2 separate regions of the Homo sapiens genome follow, and region 2 is linked to region 1. A link is a loop called in an ENCODE intact Hi-C map of the cell type or tissue named here. Cell type or tissue: endothelial cell of umbilical vein. All regions are shown on one strand. Links, peaks and the distances in the headings refer to the core of each region. The heading gives the core; the rest is flanking DNA.

What was found. Peaks named below come from ENCODE experiments on the same cell type or tissue, not always from the same donor. Only the 100,000 strongest peaks of a DNase experiment are listed, where the experiment ranks them.
Region 2: it touches region 1 in a loop (2.6-fold over the local background); 14 of 110 quality-filtered maps call a loop at or near these places.

The regions. Positions count from the first base shown.
Region 1 is chr3:57,962,664-57,979,253 of GRCh38, forward strand. It overlaps LOC105377104 (a long non-coding RNA gene), which reads left to right. Exons shown (of 4, transcript XR_940874.3): 2 at 1,637-1,752. It overlaps LOC124909385 (a long non-coding RNA gene), which reads right to left and starts at 12,369. Exons shown (of 2, transcript XR_007095928.1): 1 at 12,266-12,369; 2 at 9,775-10,029. RefSeq lists enhancers at 1-281, 7,179-7,473, 10,447-10,950, 10,951-11,452, 11,957-12,458 and 1 more. In endothelial cell of umbilical vein, for the core only: no CTCF peak of the experiment used is centred there; a DNase peak (open chromatin) is centred at 7,278; H3K27ac peaks cover 2,264 bases.
Region 2 is chr3:58,155,994-58,165,269 of GRCh38, forward strand. FLNB (filamin B) reads left to right here. Exons shown (of 46, transcript NM_001457.4): 41 at 1-82; 42 at 3,561-3,693; 43 at 7,161-7,337. FLNB-AS1 (FLNB antisense RNA 1) reads right to left here. Exons shown (of 2, transcript NR_135534.1): 2 at 6,554-9,276. Among named protein-coding and RNA genes, the nearest start is that of FLNB-AS1, 10 kb to the right of the region's middle. RefSeq lists enhancers at 5,561-6,760, 5,769-6,063, 8,070-8,883 and a silencer at 5,636-5,833. In endothelial cell of umbilical vein, for the core only: no CTCF peak of the experiment used is centred there; DNase peaks (open chromatin) are centred at 5,958 and 7,568; H3K27ac peaks cover 2,719 bases.

The DNA.
Region 1 (16,590 bases), core at 5,199-9,198:
TAGTAACATCCGGGTGTAATTTTCTAACTTAGATTAGTGAACGTAAAGCTCTTTGTCTGGAAGAGCTCAGTGCTTGTTAGCTCTTCTCATTCTTGGTAGTTGGGTGCTCATTACATGCCATGTTTCATCGACTCTAAGATGTCATTGATCACAAGAACACAGCACTATTTTATGTGCCACCAAGAAAGAAAAAGACTGATAGAAAGCTCTTGTCACTTAGGATGATGTTTTTCTTCTCTCTGAGAAAGTTATTTTATCATATAACATACCATCTACGTGACATAAGAAGAAAACTATGGTGAAATAAGTGAACCAAGATATTTTTTAGGGCCGGGCGCGGAGGCTCACGCCTGTAATCCCAGCACTTTGGGAGGCTGAGGCAGCAGATCACTTGAGGGCAGGAGTTCGAGACCAGCCTGGCCAACATGGTGAAACCCTGCCTCTACTAAAAATACAAAAATTATCTGGGTGTGGTGGCAGGCACCTGTAATCCCAGCTACTCGGGAGGCTGAGGCAGGAGAATCACTTGAACCCGGGAGGCAGAGGTTGCAGTGAGCCACAATCACACCACTGCACTCCAGCTTGGGCTACAAAGTGAGACTCCGTCTCAAAAAAAAAAATGTTGAAAGAAAAGACCATATCTTTTCCTTTATCGTTCTTTCTTTCTTTCTTTCTTTTTTTGAGACAGGGTCTCGTTCTGTCACCTAGGCTGGAGTACAGTGGTGCAATTATAGCTCACTGCAGTCTCAAACTCCTGGGCTTAATCCATCCTCCTGCCTCAGCCTCCTTCCTGAGTAGCCGAGACTACAGGTGCACACCACCATGGCTGGCTAATTTTTTAAAAATTTTGTAGAGACAGAATCTTGCTATGTTGCCCAGCCTGGTCTTGAATTCCCGGTCTCAAGCGATCCTCCTGCCTCAGCCTCCCAAAGTGCTGGGGTTACAGGCATGAGCCACCGTGCTCTGCCTCTTTCCTTTGTTTGTTAACACTTCCATTTATTGAGCATACACTCTGTACCAAGAACTGTCCCCAAAGAGAACTAGGAGCCATAAAGACGGAAGGCTGGGGTGGGAGTGAGGTGGGGATATGGAAGTTCAGAATGTGGGTCCCTGTTTCCTGAACCCCACACCAAGGTCTCTTCCAATCATTGATCTCTTGAGTGCTAGGGCAAAAAAACAAAGTTGCTCCATGTGCCAGAGGGTTAACAGTAGGGGGTGACTTTCCAGGCCACAGAACCAGGTAGGACCTGGGCAAGTCCCACGGCCTCAGCCTGCGGTTATCTGTGTTATTCACAGAGGCAGGACTGTCTAGTGCACGCTTATGTCTTCCTGTCCCCTCGCCTGCCTGGGCTCAGCTCCCAGCACCAGGGAGGCGGTAGAATCCGTGGAATATGTAAGAATTTTGGCTCAGACATGTCAGGGCTCAAGTCCCAACACTGCCTATTTCCAGCTACCTAACCTTGGGCAAGTGACACAGCCTCCTTGTGTGCTTTCGTTTCCCCATCTGTGAAATGGGGGTGATAATATAATGACACTGACTTGGTTGTCATGAGTATTGAACCAGACAACCCATATAAAGGGCCCAGCCCATGGCAATGTATACTACACATTGGCCCTTTTTATATTTCTATTTTAGGTGATCCCAGGCCTGGGTCTCCTGATGAGTCCATCTGACTTCCACTCTCCAGCACCCCCAGGGTTTACTGCTTCCATCCTGCTGACAGCCATATGCTCTTCTCTGGCTGATTCAAGGTGATTTTTGGGGTCTGTCCAGGGCCCCGCATAAGGTCCTGGGGTGGGCTTTCTGCTCTCTCTCGTTAGGAGACAGAGTGTGAGGGTTTCCAGACTCCCCACAAAACCCAGGACAGACAGGAGTGAAATTCCGGTGATGGGGATGGGTTATAGAAGGATGCTGTCCCTCACTCCTATCAGATACTGGTCCTCATTAAAAACTTGATTAGAGGCCAGGCGCAGTGGCTCACGCCTGTAATCCCAGGACTTTGGGTGGCCGAGGCAGATGGATCACCTAAGTTTGGGAGTTCGAGACCAGCCTGGCCAACATGGTGAAACCCTGTATCTACTAAAAATACAAAAATTAGCCGGGCGTGGTAGCGCATGCCTGTAGTCCTAGCTACTAGGGAGGCTGAGGCAGGAGAATTGCTTGAACCCAGGAAGGGAGGTTGCAGTAAGCCGAGATTGTACCACTGTACTCTAGCCTGGGTGACAAAGCAAGACCCCGTCTCAACAAAAAAAGACTTGATTAGAGTGAGGGCTGTGCTTTTCACCTCTGGAGGGGAAATATGGTCCATGGAAAAGGACAGTGTATGAATAATGTGACCTAGCCACAGGTGGCAAAGGGCAAATGCCAGGTGCAGCAGAATCACCACCCACTCATGAGGCTGTGGGTCTACAGGTAAGTGGGTGGCTCTGGGTCAGAAAGACATGGGTTCAATCCCTGGCTCCTCCACTTATTAGTCAAGACTTACTTTCTTTCTTCATCTGTAAAACAGAATTCTAATGGCAATAGTCTGGCAGAACCCAAGGTATTCATCAACATCCATGGTCTCCTCTTCTTGGGCACCAGCCAGAATGTATTTCCCAGACCACTGCTACATGGAGTGACCATTTGCTGTCAATGGAAAGTGGGTTTGGGCTTGTAATCGCAGTGCTTTGGGAGGCCAAAGTGGGGTGGATCGCTTGAGCTCAGGGGTTCAAGACCATCCTGGACAACATGGCGAAACCGCATCTTTACAAAAATTAGCTGGTCCTGTGGTCCCAGCTACTTGGGAGGATGAGGCAGGAGGATCACTTGAGCCCTGGAGGCAAAGGTGGCAGTGAGCTGAGAGTCCACCACAGCATTCCAGCCTGGGTGACAGAGCAAGACTCTATCTCTCTCTCTTTTTAAAATAATTTTGGCTGGGCGCGGTGGCTCACACCTGTAATCCCAGCACTTTGGAGGTTCGAGGCGGGTGGACCACGAGGTCAGGAGATCGAGATCATCCTGGCTAACATGGTGAAACCCTGTCTCTATTAAAAAATACAAAAAATTAGCTGGGCGTGGTGGTGGGTGCCTGTAGTCCCAGCTACTCGGGAGGCTGAGGCAGGAGAATGGCATGAACCCGGGAGGCGGAGCTTGCAGTGAGCCGAGATCCCGCCACTGCACTCCAGCCTGGGCGACAGAGCAGGACCCTGTCTCAAAAAATAATAATAATAATAATTTAATAGTATTTTGTTTTTGTGTTTTGAGACGGAGTCTTGCTCTGTCGCCCAGGCTGGAGTGCAGTGGTGCAGTCTCAGCTCACTGCCACCTCTGCCTCCCGGGTTCAAGCAATTCTGCTTCCTCAGCCTCCCAAGTAGCTGGGATTACAGGTGTGTGCCACCACGCCCAGCTAAATTTTCCATTTTTAGTAGAAATGGGGTTTTACCATGTTGGCCAGGCTGGTCTTAAACTCTTGACCTCAGGTGATCTGCCCACCTCTGCCTCCCAAAGTGCTGTGATTACAGGCGTGAGCCACCACGCCTAGCATAATAGTGTTTTTTAATGAATTGATTTTGCCTTAAGGAGATTGTGAATCAGGAAACTCAGCAATAAGACTCCTGTCTGTATGTTAGAATTACCTGGGGAGCAAAAATACTGATGCCTGGGCTCCACTTCCAGAGATTCCAATTTAATTGTTCTGGGGTAGAGATGAGCATCAGGAGCTTTTAAACAAATTTTCTAGGCTGGGCACTGTGGCTCACGCCTGTAATTCCAGCACTTTGGGAGGCTGAGGCAGGTGGATCACTTGAGTTCAGGAGTTCAAGACCAGCTTGGCCAACATGGTGAAATCCCATCTCTACTAAAAATACAAAAATTAGCCAGGTGTGGTGACAGGCACCTGTAGTCCCAGCTACTTGGGAGGTTGAGGCATGAGAATCACTTGAACCTGGGAGGCGGAGGTTGCAGTGAGCCAAGATCCTGCCACTGCACTCCAGCCTGAGCAACAGAGTGAGACCCTGTCTCAAAAAAAAAGAAAAAGAAAGAAAGAAAGAAAAAAACATTTCTAGTGGGCCAGGTGCAGTGACTCACGCCCATAATCCCAGCACTTTGGGAGACTGAGGTGTATGAATAGCTTGAGCCTGGCAGTTTGAGACCAGCCTGGGCAACATGGTGAAACCCTGTCCTACAAAAAATACAAAACTTAGTTGGGCATGGTGCACATGCTTATAGTCCCAGCTACTAGGGAGTTAAGGCAGGAGGATTGCTTGAGCCTGGGAGGTCGAGGCTGTAGTGAGCCGTGATTGTGCAACTGCACTCCAGCCTCAGTGACAGAATGAGACCTTGTGCCAGGGCTGAGAATCAGTGAAGTAATTAATCTCAGGGCCTTTGCCTGTGTTCCCTCTATCTGGAAGACTCTATGACCAGGTCCTCCTAGAGCCAGCTCCTTCTCATTGTTTAGGTCTCGCATTAACTTCCGAGGGCTGCCAAAACAAATTATCACATATTTGGTGGTTTAATGCAACAGAAATCTGCTCTTACAGTTCTGAAGGCCAGAAGTCCAAAATCAAGATGTTGACAGGGTTAATTCCTTCTGCAGACCCTGAGGGAGAATCTGTTCCTTGCCTGTCTCCTGGCTTCTGGAGGCTGCTGGCAACCCTTGGCATTGCTTGGCTTGGGGCTCCATAACTCTGATCTCTGCCTCTATTTTCACATGGTCTTCTCCTTTTCTGTCTGTTGTAAGGATATTTACCATTGGATTTAGGGCCCATGCTAATCTAGAATGATCTCAATTTGAGGTCCTTTACCTTAATCACATCTACAAAGACTCTTATTCCAAAAAAGGTCACATTCTGAGGTTCCTGGTGGACAGATCTTTTGGGAACCATAATTCAAACCACTACATCTCTCAAGTGTCACCTCCTCATGTTAGCAGTGGCAAATCTGTATAGGTCTGCAGCATCGCCAATTCTTGCCTCTTCGGAAGAAAGAATTTGACTGAGGGGCAAAAGGCAAGAAGGAGAGACCGAGGCAAGTTTTAGAGCAGGAGTGAAAGTTTATTAAAAAGTTTCAGAGCAGGAACGACAGGAAGTAAAGTACACCTGGAAGAGGGCCAAGCAGGCGTCTTGAGAGATCAAGTGCACGATTTGACCTTTGATGTGGGGTTTTATATGTTGGCGTGCTTCTGGAGTCTTGCATCTCTTCTTCCCTGATTCTTCCCTTTGTTAGAATGTTGGGTGTGTTGGGCCTCGGGGACAGGCCTCAGGAAACAGAATCTCTCTGATCTTCTCCCGCTCCCTGCTCCCTTTTCACCTGCCCCAAAGAAAGACTCCAATCTTCCCCCACCTTTCTCACTTGGGTCATAGACCCTTATTCCAGAGAGGGTCCTGCCCCATACTCTGGGGGAAGGAATGCTGAGCTTCCATAAAAGCCCAAGAGAAGGCTGGTGTGGTGGCTCACGCCTGTAATCCCAGCACTTTGGGAGGCTGAGGCAAGCAGATCACAAGGTCAGGAGATCAAGACCATCCTGGCCAACATGGTGAAACCCCGTCTCTGCTAAAATACAAAAAAATTAGCTGGGTGTGGTGGCGCGTGCTTGTAGTCCCAGCTTATCAGGAGGCTGAGGCAGGGGAATCGCTTGAACCCGGGAGGCAGAGGTTGCAGTGAGCCCAGATCATGCCACTCTGCACTCCAGCCTGGCAACAGAGCAAGACTCCGTCTCAAAAAAAAAAAAAAAAGAAAAAGGCCCAAGAGGACTGGGTTTGGAGAGCTTCTGGACAGCTGAACATTGGGAGGGTCCTGGAGGGTGCCCCAGGCAGGGCATGGAGCTCCATGCCCCTTCCCCAGTAGCTGGCCCTACGTGCTCTTCATCTGGATCCTTTGTAATATCCTTTATAATAAACCAGTAAAAGTGTTTCCCTGAGTTCTGTGAGCTCCAGCAAATTAATTGAACCCAAATAAGGGGTTGTGGGAACCCCAACTTGAAGCTGCTCAGTCAGAGGTTCCAGAGGCCTGGACTTGTGACTCGTGTCCGAAACGGGGCCAGTCTTGGGGACCGAGCCCTCAACCTTTGGAATCTGATGCTATCTCCAGGTAGATGGTGTCAGAATTGAGGACACACAGCTTGTGTCCGCTGCTGAACTGCTTGCTTGCTTACTGGTGGGAAGAAATATTCTCATATTTTGGGATTACAGAAGTCTTCTGTGTTGATTGTTGTGTTGGTGTGAGAGCAGAGTAAAAACACAATTTAAGCATTTTCCCTAAACATTACATATGGAGATATCCACATTTAAAGAGCTGAATAATGTCTAGGATTTGCTTTAAAATATTTCACACACACACACACACACGATAAAGAAGAGAGAAAAAAGAAGGATAAATGAAGTAAATACAGCAAATCTTGTTGATGGTTGAATTGGGTTGATGGGTATATGTGAATTAATTGAATCATTTTTTCTATTATTGTGTGTATTTAAATCTTTTAATAATAATTTATTTTCTTTTTTGATTTTTTATTGTGATAAAATATCCGTAATATAAAGTTTATCATTTTAACCCTTTTTGAATGTACAATTCAGTGGCATTCGTATTATTGTGCAACCATCACCACTGCCCATCTCCGGACTTTCTTTGGTCTTTATAAATCAAAACAGCAACTCAGGGCCGGGCTTGGTGGCTCATGCCTATAATCCCAGCACTTTGGGAGGCCAAGGTGGGCGGATCACCTGAGGTCAGGAGTTTGAGACCAGCCTGGCCAACATGGTGAATCCCCTTCTCTACTAAAAATACAAAAATTAGCCAGGCATGGTGGCAGGCGCTTGTAATCCCAGGTACTCAGGAGGCTGAGCCAGGAGAATCGCTTGAATCTGGGAGGTGGAGGTGGCAGTGAGTTGAGTTCATGCCACTGCACTCCATCCTGGGTGACAGAGTAAGACTCCGTCTCAAAAAAAAAAAAAACAAACAAACACAACCAATCTAACAAAGTTGTCTGTAGAACCCAATATCTACTCGGGTGATTTGGAGCAGGGGTGGGAATGAGTAGAATAGTCATGCAAAATCTAAAACATCCCTAAAGTTGGAGAGGGATTGGCCCCCTAAAATTGATGGGATGCCCCCACCATCATGGCTAAAGCCACCCCTATGTCTCTCAGGTCTCAGACTGTTGATGAGGCCAGGCCCGGAGAGGAGTAGCCCATGAAGTCATCTTGTTCAGCCCCCTGACTCGGGGCAGGACTGCACCCCATCCAGGTCAGAGGCTGACTCACTCCCAGCTATTCACTGGAAAGTTAGGCAGCTCCCTCCTCATCCTGCCTTCCAGGAAAGCCAGGCTTTCTGGAAGCCCAGAGGCTAGAGCTTGCCTCTTCCTGCCCAGGGTGGGATGAGGGGGTTGGGTTAGAGGATGGGGCGAGGGGCTGGTTCACTCTGACCTCATCACATTCTTGGACGGGGGAGCGGAAGCCTGGTGAGCCATCCCCAGGTCCAGCCTCCTGAAGCCTGCTGCTGTGATTTGTGGGCTGGCTTCCAGGCAGGGTAAGAATGGAATTGGCCCCAGGAACACACTGTAGGAAGGGACCTGTCTGCCTCCATTTGGGAAGGAAAATGGTGAAAACCTAGGCTCAAGTCCCTGCACTGCTGTTTCCTACTGTGTCACACTGAGCAAGTTATTTAAGCTGAGCACAGTCCTTTCCTGTGAAATGGGGATAACAATGGCACCTAACTCATAGGGCTGTTTTGAGGATTAAATGAGGTACTTTTATCCTTTGCATTATTCCTGGGGGCATGGTTTTTGTTCAGTAAATATTAGCTACTTGGAAAGCAAGAGCATTTAAAGGCAAAGGGGGCCAGTGAGGTGGCTCACGCCTGTAATCCCAGCACTTTGAGAGGGCGAGGCAGGCGGATCACTTGAGGTCAGAAGTTCAAAACCAGGCTGGCCAACATAGTGAAACACCATCTCTACTAAAAATACAAAGAAAAAATTAGCCAGGGATGGTGGCAGACACCTGTAATCCCAGCTACTTAGGAGGCTGAGGCAGGAGAATCGCTTGAACCTGGGAGACGGAGGTTGCAGTGAGCCGAGATTCACCACTGCACTCCAGCCTGGGCGACAGAGCGAGACTCTGTCTCAAAAACAAACAAACAAAAAAATAGCTGGGCATGGTAGTGGACACCTGTAATCCCAGCTACTTGGGAAGCTGAGGCACGAGAATCGCTTGAACCCAGGAGGTGGAGGTTGCAGTGAGCCGAGATTGTGCCACTGCACTTCAGCCTGGGTGACAGAGCAATACTCAGTCTCTAAATAAATAAACAGGGCATTTTTCTTTAGGTAGAGGGTCACCTATCACCAGCTCCATCGAAACTAGTAGTGCCACAGCCGAGGCTCTCAAGGGAGGGGGCAGCGTAGTGGGGGCTGAGGGCTCACGTAGCTAGTGGGCAAGGTATAGGCTCTGAGGCCAGACTGTGTGGGTTCAGATACCAGCTATGCTATAGATTGCGTGATGTTGGGCAAGTCACTTAATAACCTTCCGTGTATCTCAGTTTCCTCCTCTCCACAGTGGAGGAAATAGTAATGTCAGCTTCACAGGGATATCATGAAAATTAAATGACTTCTATGTAAAACACTCAGAGCAGTGCCTGGAACACGGTAAGTCCTACATGTGCGACGGCTCCAACCATCTGTATTATTTGTGTCTATCCAGAGTCTTCTTCCTCCATTCCCAGTCATAACAATAACAACAGCAATAATATCAGCAGCCACTGTTGGTTATCCTCTCACTTTATAAATTATCCCAACAGGCATGGTGGCTCACGCCTATAATCCCAGCACTTTGGGAGGCTGAGGACCACTTGAGGACAGGAGTTCGAGACCAGCCTGGCCAACATGGTGAAATCCTGTCTCTACTAAAAACACAAAAATCAGCCAGGCGTGGTGGCACACAACTGTAATCCCTGCTATTCAGGGAGCTGAGGCAGGAGAATCACTTGAACCTGGGAGGCAGAGGTTGGAGTGAGCTGAGATCATGCCACTGCGCTCCAGCCTGGGTGACAGAGCAACACTCTGTCTCAAAAATAAATAAAAATAAAAAATAAATTATCTCAACAAACCCAAGACACCATCCTTACCCTATAGGTGGAGCAACTGAGGCTCAGGAATGCTGGGTAAGGTGCTCGAGATCACACCGGTGCAGCCAGGATTTGAACTCAGGTCTCTGACTCAAGGGCCCACACGTGTGGCCATTTACTATTATATATGGCACTTAAGGAACAGCTCTGAGCTCAATACATAGATCCTCATAAAACAATAAGACCCTGAGGCAGTGGCCCACGAGACACTGACTGTGCCATGTCAGTTGTGTTGTAGGTGTTCAGAGGAGAGAGTAAAGCTGGAACGACCCAGGGAGGACATGGTCTGGCCTTGGACCTTGAAGAGGAGGTGAGACTTGGATTAGTGCATTGGGAGGGGTGTGGTTTCAGGTGGGGACAAAGGTGTGGAAGTAGGGCTGGGTGGGGCCCCACTTAGAGGCGGTGTCTGGGGTAAAGTCAGGGGCAGGGAGGGCGGCTGGCCAGCTTCCAAGTGGAATTGAGGCATAAAGCAGGGCTGAGGCCCAGGCCAGGAGCCGAGCACCTCCTTTTCCTGTTAGCCTCATTTCCCTTCCTCAGGGACCCACAGAATAAGCTCTTAACTAGAAGCTATTGTCCCTGCCCCCTCAAAATCCCAGTTTGGAGGCCCAAATGTCAAAGGGGAGCGATGGCTCTCTGGGCCAGTGGCGTGGGGGTAAAATAATTTACCAAGACAGTTGTAGGCAGAAAAAGGCTGATTTATTGGAGAAAGTAGAAAAATAGGTTGCAAGGAGACAGGGCAGCCTGCATGAGAGATGCCGACTGCAAAGAAACAAAGGCTGGCTGGAGATTTTATAGGACGGTGCTGACACTGTGTGCTGAAGAGGGCTGTGCGCAGCACCACGACGCCAAGCTTGCAGTGAGCTCACCTGCAGGTGTCTGGTGGTAGCTGGGCACAGGAAGATGGTGAGTTACTTGCGCAGGAGGGCTGTGTCCTGGACCACAAAGAAAGGCAGACTTGTAACTCATCTGCTTCTGCTTTTGCTTTCCCTGGTCCCACCAGCCTGACTCCCTTTCCCTCATCAGGACTCCTCCACACCAAGGAAATAACAGGTCCCCCTGCTCAGATTCAGCCTCGAGCCAGCAACAAGGGGAGTCGGAGGAGGCCTTTAGCCTATTTTATTGGTTTATTTTCTTCTCACAGCAAATATGCCCAGCCTGTGGCAGGCATCCAGGCACACCCAGTACATGTTCCTGTCCTTCCTCCCCTTGCAGGTATGGAGTGGGACCCAGTCCCGACACAGACTCACTGTCCCTCTAAAACCACATCCACCCCCACCTCAGAAACGGAAGTTTCACTGAAGGTTTCTTAGGAATTTAAAAGGCAAGGTTCCTTCCCAGTTTAGCAAGACTTTCTGAAAAGCTCACCTCCCATCCCAGGGACTTTTTTCCCTAGGGCCCCAGCTTCAGCCCTCCTCCCAAATCACAGCCTCCTCTTTGCCTCTCCAGATGAATCCCAGTCTGTGGCCCACAGCCCTCACATTCTTAAACTAAGTGCCATTAGCAGGATCTGCCTGGTGCAGAATGAAAATGTGAGGCCCTTTTTCAGAAATTACGAAGAATTTCAGCTGGGCATGGTGGCTCACACCTGTAATCCCAGCATTTTAGGAGGCCGAAACAGGAGGATTGCTTGAGACCAGGAGTTAGAGATCAGCCTGAGCAATAGAGTGAGACCTCATCTCTACAAATAATAAAAATATTAGGCTGGGCTCGGTGGCTCACACCTACAATCCCAGCATTTTAGGAGGCTGAGACAGGCGGATTGCCTGCGGTCAGGAGTTCAAGACCAGCCTGGCTAACATGATGAAACTCCGTCTCTACTAAAAATACAAAGATTAGCTGGGCGTGGTGGTGAGTGCCTGTAATCCCAGCTATTCGGGAGGGTGAGGCAGGAGAATCGCTTGAACTTGGGAGGCAGAGGTTGCAGTGAGCCGAGATCATTCCACTGCACTCCAGCCTGGGCGACAGAGTAAGACTCTGTCTCAAACAAACAAAGAAACAAACAAACAAACAAATTAGCCGGGCCTGGTGGTGCTGCTGGTGGTCCCAGCTCCTTGGGATGCAGGGGGTGGGAGGATTGCTTGAGCCTGGGCTGTCAATGCTGCAGTGAGCTGTGATCGCACCACTGCACTCCAGCCAGGGCAATAGAGCGAGACCTTGTCTCAAAAAAAAATTTTTTTAAAGAATTTCGGCGACAGCTGAGCATGGGTCATAAGCCCTAAAGCTGTCCTTGCCCTTAGCACATAGAATGTCAAGTTTTCAAGAATTTTAAAGCTAAGGTCTGAGATCCCATCCCCTCCCCCCACTCCACTCCCAAAAAAGCGTATTTTGAGAAGGGCTGCTCTGGACTACACTCACCCCACACTCACCCCTTCGCTTCTCATCTTGCCCTTAGGCCCTCAGTAGAAGGTTTGAGGTCTCATAGTTGAAGTGATTGTACTTTTCGCAAAGTACTTTCAGCTGTTCTTTATGAGAGAGAAGTTATCATCCCATTTTACAGCTGGGCAAACTGAGATTTAGAAACTCCCAGGTGTGGTGGCTCATGCCTGTAATCCCAGTGCTTTGGGAAGCCGAGGCAGGAGAATCACTACAGCCCAGGAGTTCAAGGCTGCAGGAGCTATGATTGCACCACTGCACTCCAGCCTGGACAACAGAGCAAGACCTTGTCTCTATTTTAAAAAGGAAAAGAAAAGAAATTCCCGGCCGGGCGTGGTGGCTCACACCTGTAATCCCAGCACTTTGGGAGGCTGAGGCGGGTGGATCAACGAAGTCAGGAGTTCAAGACCAGCCTGGCTAACATGGTGAAACCCTGTCTCTACTAAAAAATACAAAAATTAGCCAGGCATGGTGGCAGGCGCCTGTAATCCCAGCTACTCAGGAGGCTGAGACGGGAGAATATGCTTGAACCTGGAAGGCAGAGGTTGCAGTGAGCCGAGATCACGCCACTCCACTCCAGCCTGGGCGACAGAGCGAGACTCCGGGTCAATAAAAAAAAAAAAGAAAAAAAGAGATTCCCTCCCTGAGCTGACACCTTGCTGGCTAGTAGCATAGGTGGTACCAGCTCTGGCCTCCAGACATCCTCAGCCCTCAGCCATTTCCACTACAGAAAGCACCCAGACATCATCCAAAGCCAACACTCAGATGATGCAAAAGTCAATGCAGATAACTCACAGGAAGGAAGGTCATCCTGAGGTCTGATGAGTCAGGGAAGGACAGAGACATTCCTCACATTTTCACCAGCAGTTCTGCTGATAGAGGTCTCATGTGGGTCTGGTGTTCCTCTAGGATTGGGTGGAGCCGTTTAAACATGAGAAACGGCTGTTACAATAAATACAATAAAAGATGGTCATGCTGATTTAGCAGTAAGTGAGTGGAGCCAGAAAACCAAATTGGGGGTGAGGGTGAGGAAGAGGAATGGGGCTTTGCAGTCGAATCCAGCAGCAAATAGGCCCATGCCTGGAAGGAAGTTAGTCTGAGGCCACAACAAATCAGGCAGGGAGGTACATTGCTGGTAGCTACACATATTGGTGTCATCTTCCTAGAGGACATGTGGGTAGTTTATAAGAGAAACCATTAAGGGGTCATAAAGGTAAGGCTGGGTCGGGCGTGGTGGCTCACGCCTATAATCCCAGCACTTTGGGAGGTCGAGATGGGAGGATCGCTTGAGCCCAGGAGTTTGAGACCAGCCTGGGCAAAATGGCGAGACTGTCTCTACCAAAATGAAAACATGCCTGTAGTCCCAGCTACTCGGGAGGCTGAGGTGGGAGGTCAAGGCTGCAGTGAGCTGTGTTCATGCCACTGCACATCAGCCTGGGTGACAGAGCAAAACTCTGTCTCAAAAAAAAAAAAAAAAAAAAAAGCTATTAGCCAGGCCTATTTATGAGAAAATTAGATCCAGCAGATGAACCCAGTGTAGGGAACATTCTATAGGATACCAGGCCAATTCTCAATACTATCAAAGTCATGAAACAAGGAGAGGGCTGGTGTGGTGGCTCATGCCTGGAATCCCAACACTTTGGGAGGCCAAGGCAAGAGGATCACTTGAAATCAGGAATTGAAGTCCCACCTGGGCAACAAAGCAAGATTCTGTTTCAGAAAAAAAAAATTGCTGGGCATGATGATGGGCACCTGTAATCCTAGCTACTTCGGAGGCTGAATTGGGAGGATCGCTCAAGCCCAGAAGTTTGAGCTGCAGTGAGCTATGATCGTCCCACTGCATTCTAGCCTGGACAAAAGAGTTAGACCCTGTCTCAAAAAACATTTTTGTTTTTTTGTTTTGTTTTGTTTTGTTTTTGAGATGGAGTTTCACTCTTGTCACCCAGGCTGGAGTGCAATGGCACGATCTTGGCTCACTGCAACCTCCACCTCCTGGGTTCAAGCGATTCTCCTGCCTCAGCCTCTTGAGTAGATGGGATTACAGGTGCGCGCCATCATGCCCAGCTAATTTTTTTTTTTTTTTTAGATGGAGCCTCACTCTGTCATCCAGGCTGGAGTGCAGTGGCGAGATCTCAGCTCACTGCAACCTCCACCTCCCAGGTTCAAGTGATTCTCCTGCCTCACCCTCCTGAGTAGCTGGGACTACAGGTGCACAACACCACACCCCGCTAATTTTTGTATTTTTAGTAGAGATAGGGTTTTGCCATGTTGGTCAGGCTGGCTGACCTCATGACCCACCCGCCTCAGCCTCCCAAAGTGCTGGGATTACAGGTGTGAGCCACCATGCCCAGCCTAATTTTTTTTTTTTTTTTTCATTTTAGTAGAGACAGGGTTTCACCATGTTGGCCAGGCTGGTCTCAAACTCCTGACCTCAGGTGATCCACCCACCTCGACCTCCCAAAGTGCTGGGATTACAGGCATAAGCCACCACACCCGGCCAAAATTTTTTTTTTGAGCTGGAGTCTTGCTCTGTTGCCCAGGCCAATGGCACAGTCTAGGTTCACTGAGGCAGGGTTCAAGCAATACTCTTGCCTCAGCCTCCCGAGTAGCTGGGACTACAGGTGCCCACCACCATGCCTGGCTAATTTTTGTATTTTTAGTAGAGACAGGGTTTCACCACGTTGGCCAGGCTGGTCTCAAACTCCTGACCTTGTGATCTGCCCACCTTGGCTTCCCAAAGTGCTGGGATTACAGGTGTTAGTTACCACACCTGGGCAAAATTTTGTTTTAAAAAAGAAAAACAATGAGAAATTGCCAAAGAGTGGAGGGGAGACATGACATCAAATGCCACGTGGTTCCCTGCATGGAATATTTTCGTTTTTTAGAGATGGAGTCTTGCTATGTTGCCCAGGCTGGAGTGCAGTGGCTATTGACAGACACGATCATAGTGCACTGCAGCCTCAATGTCCTGGGCTCAAGCAGTCCTCCTGCCTGAGCCTCCCAAGTAGCTGGGATTACAGGTGTGAGACACCAGACCTGGCAGAAATAACAGCACAGAGATGAAGCGTCCCTTTCATCACATCCTGAGAGGGAGTCTGCCACATCACAGGGTACCACTGGCGAGGCTCACCTTATCACATGGTTAAGGAGGTGTCCCTTGGGCTTCTCTGCTGGAAAGCCACTATTTTTCACTTTCCATACTCTATTCTTCGGAAGCGAGTCAATAAGTCTAGCCTACCCTCAAGTAAGGAAGGACAGGAATTAGGCTTCACCTCCAGGAGGAAATCTTGATTTTTAAAATGTTAATTACCTTTAAAAAAGAAAACCTGGCCAGGCACAGTGGCTCATGCCTGTAATCCTAGCACTTTGGGAGGCAGAGGCGGACGGATCACGAGGTCAAGAGATGGAGACCATTCTGGCCAACATGGTGAAACCCTGTCTCTACTAAAAATACAAAAATTAGCTGGGTGTGCTGGCACGCACCTGTAATCCCAGCTACTTGGGAAGCTGAGGCAGGAGAATTGCTTGAACCTGGGAGGCAGAGGTTGCAGTGAGCCGAGATCATGCTTGGTGACAGAGTGAGACTCCGTCTCAAAAAAAAAAAAAAAAAAAAAGAAAAGGAAAAAAAAGAAAACCTATCCTAGTGGTAAAATGCAAAAGATACCAAGGCATACATGGTGTTAAGTCCTCCTATCTCTGTCCCCAAAAGTAACAATGTTACCATTTTCTTGTGAATCATTCCAGAGGTATTTTATGCACAGACAGGCAAATATGTGTACCTTGCTCCACCTTTTTACACAAGGGCGGTACCCTGGCCATGCTGTTCTGCACCCAACCACGGGGCTGCTTGAATTATGAGATTCTGTAAGCACCTCGGTTTCAGATGTCTGACTCTGAGGGGATGGGTCAGTAAATGACATTCTGTATAGCAAGGGCCTGGCCACAGCTAGGAGCAGTGACACAGATAAGTAGCTTCTGGTCTCATGAAAAAGTAAGATGTCAAATGACAATAAAATCGAGTGCAGAGTACATAATCATTTCAATTAGGTGGAAGTTATCTTTCAGGAGAGGCTGCAGGAAACTGTAAATCACTGAGATAAAGTGGAAGGCCTGTGAGTAGCATGTTTTGTTACATGTAAAAGAAAAACTAAAAGATGAGACTGTGAGCTTTTGGGAATGCAGTTTCCAGGATCCTGAAGCCAACCACATATAGGTGGCAAAGACCCCGTCGCCCTTTCCTGGTCAGGGAGGGAAGGGCCGTTTGACTTTCTAGAATTGTCTCCCTGGATTGAGGGTGTTTGCAGTTAATTGTTTTGTGGAAATAAGAGCAGAGCAAACACCCCACCCAGGGCAGGGACAGGATGTAGATTCCTCAGGCCTGAACTGTCAGGCTCGAGGCCACACACTTGTGGATGCCCCACACCCTGGTGCTACTCACAGCCTGCAGGATGAACGCTGTCCCTCAGCCTGGTACCTGTCTGTCCGTCCGTCCATCCATCCATCCATCCATCCATCCATCCATCCATCCATCCACTAGCTTATTTCCTTTATTCACTCAGCGTTTATTGTGTGCCTGAGCTTGTGGCAGGTGCAGGGATATGGCTGTGGTTGAGATGGATACAGATCCTCTGCATGGAGTGGAAGGTCTGGTACAGAACTAACCAGGTGTGGGGCATGCATCTGTGCTCCAGCAATGCCCTGAGATCTCCATGTACTTCCCCACCCTGGGGAGCAGGGCAGCTTTGTGGAGGAGGCAAAGACCAAGCTAAGCAGGAGTGAGCTAGGCTTGGGGGGCTCAGGGGAAAAAAGGGGACACTCCAGGTGAATGGGGACAAGAAAAGGCTCACAGACCAGTACCAGCATCCATTCACCAAGTCTTTGCCTCAGCTGCACCCTGTGCCTGGTGCCTGGCAGTCACGATTTCATTTCATCTCCATAGTAGCCTTTTGAGCAAGATAATTATCATGCCCTTTAAAAAAAAAAAGTATTTTTTTTTCGAGATGGAGTCTCACTCTGTCGCCTAGACTGGAGTGCAGTGGCATGATCTTGGCTCACTGCAACCCCTGCCTCCCAGGTTCAAGCGATTCTCATGCCTCAGCCTCCCAAGTAGCTGGGATTAC
Region 2 (9,276 bases), core at 3,624-7,623, 190 kb after region 1:
GCACATCCCGGAAAGCCCCTACCTGGTGCCGGTCATCGCACCCTCCGACGACGCCCGCCGCCTCACTGTTATGAGCCTTCAGGTGAGATGCAAGGAAGCATCCATCTCCTTGGCCGCAGGCCACCAGTGAGACCCCTGGACTCCTGAGGCTGCTTCAATGTCCCCTTAGGTGCTGAGGCCCCTTTTCACATTTTGACCACAGATGTCACCCAGTCACTGGGGAGCTTTCCTGTGGCAGAGTCAACTCCCCATACACTTAGGGCGGATGACACTTGGGGCGAGCAAAAACAGAGCCACAGTCAACAACACACCTTAATGTTTGGGGACACGTTTGTTTTTAAAGGTTTATTTAAGAGAAACAAAGGAAGCCTGTTCATAACTGGTTAAGGGATAACAAGGGCTTTCAAAACAAAACCAACACAAAAATAACAGTGCAGTGATGTTTTAGCCTGCTGTTGTTGGCTGCCTTTCTTCAAGAAAGTCAGTTGCAACTTACTGTGATTCATTAATAAGTGTGCAGGGAACTATATTAAGAGCTTTATCAGTGTTACCTCAGTAAATCCTTGCAATAGCCTGACAAGTAGGTTCTCTTGACCCCATTTTAATGATGGAAAAACAGAGATACAAGGAGGTTTTGTCCACTGGGAACCAGCTAGTATGAGGCAGAACAGGCACAGTGTGGCTCCAGAACCTGTATTTTTGTTTGTTTGTTGTTGTTGTTGAGGCAGAGTCTCGCTCTGTCACCCAGGCTGGAGTGCAGTGGCATGATCTCGGCTCACTGAAACCTCTGCCTCCCAGGTTCAAGTGATTCTTCTGCCTCAGCCTCCTGAGTAGCTGAGACTCCAGGCACGCGCCATCACACCCGGCTAATTTTTGGATTTTTCGTAGAGATGGGGTTGCACCATGTTGGCCAGGCTGGTCTCAAACTCCTGACCTGAGGTGATCCACCCCACTCAACCTCCCAAAGTGCTGGGATTACAGACGTGAGCCACTGTGCCTGGCCAGAACCTGTGCCCTTAACGGCAACCTCTCTAACCCCCACCTGATGTTGTGGCACACGGTTGCATAGTCCATCCCATTAGGATACCAGGAGATGCAACATTTTTCCTCGTCCTAAACAGGTCACTTAATTCAAGGTTGTACTAGCACCTTCAGCCAAACTAAGAACCATCGGGGATGCCTCTGGGTTTTTGCCCAGGACACTGAAAAATAATTAGGTGTCTGAACTGGGAGTAGCAATTAAGTTGTGAAATAACATCGAAATCCCAAAGTATGATTTCTGGGTAAGAGTTTCTAAATAGCCTTGAGCTGCCCCCAGTTCTTGAAAATATTGGATTCATTAAAATCCAATCTGATGTCTAAGATTGGTGATATCATTGGCTTTAGTTCCATACACTTGGTTTACATTTGAGATTCTAATCTTACTCTGAGGGGAACTGGGATACCTCCAGTTGTTCCAAACATTAGTCTTTCATTTAGAGACGTAAACAGAACCCAAACCAGACTCAGTCCACACATTGAAGCGGCCTCATCCGGAGAATACCAAGGGTACTAACTGGTTACTGTGGTGTAGATGTTTTTCTTGTGTTTCATTTAAAGGCTTCTTAACAGAAGTGTCTTTTGTGGCCAACTTAACTAAAACCTACGGAGGGAGATAAACCCAGCACTTATTGAGGGCAGGAGCTGCCCTCATGCATCTCGAAGATTTCTTTCAAATCTGCCGAGGCATTTATCTCCCTCTTGAGGATTTAGCGGCAAGCGGATTCAGGTAATGTAAATGATTCTGTCTAAAAGGAGCTGGTTTGGAAAAATCCCCTCCAGGAAACTTCTGTAGAGTGCTCTCGTCATAGCTGGGTCATAAATGTTTCAGTAAGTGCACAGCAGGCTGTTTCTTAAGCTTTTGTAACCAGCTGCTGCCGCAGGAGAAGTGTGTTCATCAGCATCGCCCCCTGTTCTTCCCGGGTCATTTGATGCCGAGTGATATGTAAATTATTGATCAGAGATTTTGCGGAGGCCCACGCAAGCAACATCTGGTGCTGGTTAGCAAAGAGAGGCATGTATCGTTTTGTCTTGCTTTTGAGACTTTTTAGGAAATTGGAGTAGGCTGGCACTTGGGGTGGGGGTGGGATGGGAGTGATCTGGTGATCAAAGACCCTCTAATTCTGTGTTCTGTCCTCCCTCCTCAGTCTATATCCCCTAGGGCAGCACAGTCCAATAGTAGGTTCTGCAGTGATCAAAATGCTTCAAGTCTATGCTATGCAGCATGATAGCCACTAACCATATGTGACTATTGAACATCTGAAATGTGGCCAGAGGAACCAAGGAGCTGGATGTTTAGTTTTATTTAAGTGCATTAAGTTGAAATATATGTATATATGGCCTCGTGGCTGGTGACTACCAAATTAGCCAGTGCAGCTTTAGGACCTTGCCATGAAGATGTGGTTCTTGGGCCAGTTCTTGGACCTCAGCATCACCTGAGAACTTCAGTCCCAGACCCACTGGAAAAGAATCTGTATTTTAATAAGATCCCCAGATGGTTTGCTTACACATTAAGTGTGAGCCATGCTGCTTCAGAGTTATTGCCTGAGGAGTGGCTGTCCGACCAAGTCTAAATCAAAATTACTGACTTGTAAAATGCTGCTGTTCAGGATTGGCTAGTCTTAAAATATCTCAAATGTTGTTGCTCAGCTTTGTTCTTAACCATCTGAACTTCTAATCCCCTCCTCCCAGAAGAGGAGATAGTTTCCAAGACAAAGTATGGGGAGTGAAACTGATCCAGGGAAGAGCAAAAGCTATGTCTTTCTATGGCTTCTTGTGGGGATACAACCTCTAAATGCATATTAATATTTAATAATAAGCTGACGTTTTCGAGCCTCTCTGTGTATGGGCTAGGCCCTGTGATAAATGTTTTGCATGCACAGCTTCATTTGATCTTTATAGTAGCCCTCGAGATAGATCGTTATTATGCCCATTTTACAGATGAGGAAACTGAGACTCGAAGAGGTTTGGCACCCTAGATATATAGCTAGGAAATGGTAGGAAATCCAGATCCAGCTGATTCTTAACTGCTATGGAGTACTGCCTTCTTTGCACACGTAGCCCTTTATAATATGTTCCTCCAGGTCTGCCCTTGAGATAACAAACAGCATAACATAAAACTGTGTTCGTGTTCGTGAGTGCATGACTTTGTTAGCTGCAGTATCCTCTTAAAAGAGGACACTTTTTTGACCTGGAACATACTGGGTTTTCTGGCCTGCATGGGCATTATTTTGGATGCTGAGATGATAGTCCTTTTGACCAGGATGTCTCAAGTATCCAAGCCCAGAAATCATCTCTTCTAGGCTGAATCAAGATGGTTTGCATAAGAGACCATGCAGATGCACGTCTCTGCTATCTTACATTAAAAATGCAGAATGGCTCACCTGCCCTTTGTTGTCATATGTTATATAGAAAAACCTATTTGCATGAGAACTGTCACCCACAGTTTTGGGTAGGGTCAGTGTGTGCCACTGAGCAGGAACGCCGAGGGCCATAACCTGTCTGATGTATTAAATTCTCAGGAATCGGGATTAAAAGTTAACCAGCCAGCATCCTTTGCTATAAGGTTGAATGGCGCAAAAGGCAAGATTGATGCAAAGGTGCACAGCCCCTCTGGAGCCGTGGAGGAGTGCCACGTGTCTGAGCTGGAGCCAGGTGAGCAGGAGGCCTGCTGGGGGGTCCCAGCACCAGCACTTTCCAGCAGAATGTTCCTGTAAATGTGTGTCCCAAGGGAGGGCTGATCAGTTTCATTACTGCCAGTGAGCCTCTGAATTCCCTTTGCTGTTGCCAGATATTGTTTATAAATTAGGGTTTAAACATGTGCCAGGGATAGGGAGACCCTTTATGCTAGGAGAGAATGCTCATTCTTTCTTTCTTTTTTAAACAAATGCTGGGCTGGGTACAGTGCCTTAACCTGAGAGGTCAAGGCTGCAGTGAGCTATGATGCAGTGAGCTATGATTGTGCCACTGAACTCCAGCCTGGGTGACAGAGTGAGACCCTGTCTCCAGAAAAAAAACAAAAAAACAAAAAAACACATACACACAACACAAAAACAAATGCTTCTTTGTTTTCTGTTAGTTTTTCAGATTCCTTTTGCATGACATTCATCATAATTTTTCTTTCATATTGTAACAACATCTTACAGATTTTTATTCATTGACCTTATGGCACGAGTAAGCATATTTTGATCTCACTTTACTCTAAAGGAAAAGTAGGTTAATGTTCTGTAAATTTAAAAAAGAAAATCTGGGTCTCTAGGCCCTAATGTCCTAAGATTTTTCTTGCTTGGTGCCTTGGTATATGGAATTCTCTGATTTAATCAACTTTAAAGAGACAGTGTTACCGGTGAACATAATAAATTTATTAAGTGTCAGAAACTTGAAGGAAGGTATAAGGCTCAAAGAGTTGCTCAAAGTTTAGTGAAGGCCTGGCCAAAAAGCAGATGATGACCCCAAATGATCACTAGTACCACAGGAGAACTGTGAAGCAAATGGTAAAGATGGTCAGAGCAGGAGAGAGAAATAGTTTCTGCCTCGGTGAGTTCAGGAGGGCTTCTCAGAGGAGGTGACATTTGATGTGGGCCTTGATGTATGAGGAGGAGACCTATGATTACTGCCTTATAGGGCATTTGTTGTGTGCCTGGCTGTATTTGTATAGTGTAGTTGGAAATCTAGGCTCTGACCAGGCATGGTGGCTCACACCTGTAATCTCAGCACTTTGGGAGGATCAGTTGAGCCCAGGAGTTTGGGACCAACCTGGGTAACATAGTGAGACCCCTTCTCTACAAAAAAAAGTAAAAAAAAAATTAGCCAGGCATGGTGGCACACACCTGTAGTCTACTTGTGGGGGATGAGGTGGGAGGATTGCTTATGTCCAGGAGGTCGAGACTGCTGTGAGCTGTGATCATGCCATTGCACTCCAGCCTGGGTAACACAGCAAGACCCTGTCTCAAAAAGAAAGAAAAAGGAATGTAGGCTCTGTGTGAACATTTAGATCTATGTTTCCTAGTAGGCAGAAAGGCAGTGGGGAGCCTCAGGAGGAACAAGTGTAAAGGATGGGGTCAGATCCTGGTTTTAGTCTGAAAGGCCAAGTGGCAAGCTGGTGCTCCCAGAGTGGTCCATTTGAGGAAGCAGTGGCACTGGAAATGGAGAGGAGGGACTTGAGGCCAGAGATCTATGGTGGCTATAGAGAGTGAGAGAGAGAATCCATTCCAAAATGTTCCACGTAGCTTAGTGATTGGGTCGGAAGATGACAGTGCAGTTATCAGAACTAGGGCCAGCCAGGCAGAGGGTGGGTGAGGATTGGTCAGGGCCTTAAAGGGTTTAATATTTTACTTTGAGGGGTTTTGAAGGATCCCCAATACCCAAATGGAGATGTTTACTAGATCACTGTGAGGTTTGGTGGCCTCAGCCCCAACAGTCCCTCACTGGGTACCCTCCCTCTTCTCTTAAAGCCAATGTGCTTCAGGGGAAGCTAACTCCACCCCAGACAGGATTTGAACCCCTACAGATGTATGAGATCATTAGCATGACACAGTTACTATTGATTGCAAATTACAGAATACCCAGCTCAAGCCAACTCACACAATAAAGGGGCCCAGTAAGTTGCATAACTAGAAAGTTCAAGACATCCAAGACAGGTTTCAGCAATTTGATTTGGTCATTGAGCTGCGCCCTGCAAGGCGTCAAATATTTCTGCTGTTCTGCTTTGTGGGCCTGGTTCTGGCCTTCCTCTTGGTGGCAGGATGGCCTTCCTCTTGGTGGCAGGATGGCTGCAGCAGCACCAGATGTCCCACCTTCACGCCACATCAATTAAGAGAGACACCCTCTCAGGATTCTTAGAAGTCGAGAGCCTCCTTTCCCAGAAGTCTCCAGCACGTCTGCCTTCCCCTCTCACTGACCTGGACACATGCCCACTGCTGAGTCATTTCCTGTGGCTAAAGAAATGCCATGTGCTCATTGACTAAGGCTTAGTGAAGAAGGATTTTTCCCTGATCCACTCAGGGACCACACCTGGACATGGCGGTGGAGCCAGCTTCCCCTACAACACATTGGCTTTAAGGGAGGCGGATGGGGACTGTTGGAGGATGTTCAGTGCCAAAGGACGTAGGGTGCACAGCTTCATGGAGGTGCACCTCTGTGGAGACGTCCAGAGGCAGGGAGAAGAGCTTTGGGGAACACAAATTCTGAGAGGGATGAAGAGTACTAGGCACCAGGGAGAGACCGAGAGACTACCTGGAGAGGTAGGAGGAGAACAGGCTCTGCACCCTGGGCAGGAGGGCTTCAAGGAGGAAGCGGCAGTCAGGTGGTGCACAATGGGTAGATGTTCTAGGTGCCCACTTCAGTTAACAGATTACCTTGCTACATGCTGTGACCCAAACGCACAGCCACAAACCTGCCCTGTGGGGGCAGTTCCTAGCTTTGAGCTTAATTAAGGAGCATTAATGCCAGTTGGAACCGTTTTTTTTCCCCTTCAAGTGGCCAAATAGAGAAACATAGAAGAAGTGAGGTTTTCTTTTTTCCCTTCATATATATTCCTTTTTATTTCTTGTTATGCCTTCCCAAAACAGAGACATTGAACAGTAGTTAGAATGGCCATCTCCCAATGTTTAAAAACAAACTGAACTCCCCAATGGGTGAACAAAGTAAAGAGTAGTAACCTGGAGTTCAGCTGAGTAAGCCGCTGCGGAGCCTTAAGTGGTGAGGTCTTCCAATTTCAGAGTGCTGTGTCTTCAACTTGTATCATCATTTTAGTGGAAAAACATAATTTAATTTTGGTGAAATGAGATTCATCTCGTGACAGGATTAGTAACAGCATTCACAGAATTTCACACTGAAGAAGTGAGGTTTTCTAAAGAAAGGAAGTGTTCTTCTGAGGCAGGGGTCAGAGTCTTGTCCTGTGTTTATAGGATTTGCAATGTGGATGCGTTTCCCTTGGGGCTGATGAGGGATACCCAGGGGGTCTGTCTGGTTCTGAAATCCAGGATGCTGAGTGCCAGGCTCCCTGTAGAACTGTTGATTTTAAATGGGCCATCTCAGCTTGGCCTCCATCCTTTATCCTCACTGAACTCAGGGGTGTCCATTTGCTTGATTTCACCCTGTGCCTTTGCTCATTCTCCTAGATAAGTATGCTGTTCGCTTCATCCCTCATGAGAATGGTGTCCACACCATCGATGTCAAGTTCAATGGGAGCCACGTGGTTGGAAGCCCCTTCAAAGTGCGCGTTGGGGAGCCTGGACAAGCGGGGAACCCTGCCCTGGTGTCCGCCTATGGCACGGGACTCGAAGGGGGCACCACAGGTAACCCACTCTTCTGCTTCTTGAAGCCTTAACTGAACCAGCTCCAGGGACCAAGCCAGATGGAAATCCTCAAGCCCCATGAAAGCTTTTTACACGTACTCCCCGTGGAAACTGGGGTCATGCACACTTCGGAGGCGCTTGCTGTCCAAAGCTGTTTTGGGAGTTGCGGTTTGACCCACGATAAATCCAGAGTGAGAGCTCGATGGCCGTGTTATCACACCTCATTACTGTTAGTTGTGATTCAGATTCCTTCCTCTGCCAAGTTTCTTGACTTTCAGAACAGGATGCTGATAGTCAGGGAACACAGCACAGTGTCATTAATTTTGAGGGTTTCTTTGCCTGCACAGAATTCATGATGCGTCCAAGTGGGCTCCTACCCGTCTGTTCTTTCATGGTACCAGGCTCCCAGAAATGCACTGAAGCAGCAATAAGACCTGTCCCAGCCTATCTCCTCCTCTTTTTACTCTCAGATCTTAATGGAGGAGGAGAAAAGACTGAAATGTTCAAAGAATTCTGAAGCTTTTTAGACCCGTTACAATTTACTTTTATTCTTTGCCACAGATGGGACATGTTTGATTATGAAAGATACAGGCAGTGAAGAAGTAAATAAAGTGAGACTCACTCCATCTTCTCTCCTCCTCCCCCACCTGGGTCTGGAAGCAAACGGCTCTGGGAAGGGAGGACCTTCACCCTGTCTGTCATCTCATTGTCTGTCTTCATTCTTGGTTGCTGGGTTGGTTAGCTAATTGGTTCATTAGACAAGCAGACACAGAGTTTTGCTTTTGTCTTACAGAAAGAATCTTACTGTATCCACTGTGTGGTATAGCTTGTGTTTTTGCTTTGACATCTTAAAGATCTTTCCATGTCAGAACAGATCTTCCCCTCCTTTTCCTGGCTGTAGTGAGAATTCCTGCTGTGAATCGCAGTTATTTGAACAGGTGGCATCGGGTGGTGCGCAGTGAGTGCGTCACTGTTATGGAGGCTGCCAGGGTGGAGAGTCAGTCCTTAGTCTTTGCAGGGGAAGTGCGCAGTGTGGACTCACTGGGGCATGTTTGCATTTGGTGTTACTTTGGACCCTCTTGGGAAAGCAGTATGTCCTGGTTTCTTGAGTCTCTTGTGTGTGTACCCCCACCCCGCATAAGGAGAGTGGGATGGAGCAGACTTGCCTCCCAGGGGTGAGGGGTGAGTGGCTGCATGGTTGCCTGGCATCCAGCCCTAGGAGCAAGTGACCTGTGTGGCCAAGGGGCCCTCTCCGGGTGCAGGAGTGACTGGTGGGCTGGCAGGCTGCCCGGGACTCTGGCCAAAGCAGTGGCCTCAGCAAAGCCACCCACAGGGGTGGTGTGAGTGCTGCCAGACTCCCCAGGCAAATCCAGCCCGGCTCCACGCTGAACTCTGGGCCTGCGGCTTGCCTTTTGTGAAAGGCATGGTATCATTTTACCGTAAGTGATGTCCATTTTACAGATGTGGAAAGTGAGATGCAGAGGTTGAGTCACTCCCCAAACAACACTCCCCCAAAAAGCAGTCAGCTGGGAGGAGGCAGAACCAGGAATCAGTCTACATCCGTGACCTCAGAGCCTATGCGCTGAACCCCCGAGCTTGGCCCCCTCTCTAAGTGGCTGGCTCACCCAGAGGCAGTGACTGCATCCCCAGCCCACTTTGGGGATGTCCTAAACCAGGACCCCTGTCCTCCCAGCCACTCAGGAGTACTTTCCAGGCAGCAGTGCTGGCACTTGGGCCCTGACAAGGTACTCACCTTTGAGGGCCCAGGTGGGGTCCTCTCGGCACTTGGAGCGCGTGGCAGGCTTCAGGCCAGGCCTCACAGCAGCTGCTGGGGTCTCCCACACTGGCCAGGAAGCATCTCACCCTCCTGCTGGCTCATGCCGCTGTGCCTGGGCCCTCTCCCATTTCCTTTTGGCTGTTCGCACACCTTTTTGGGAGC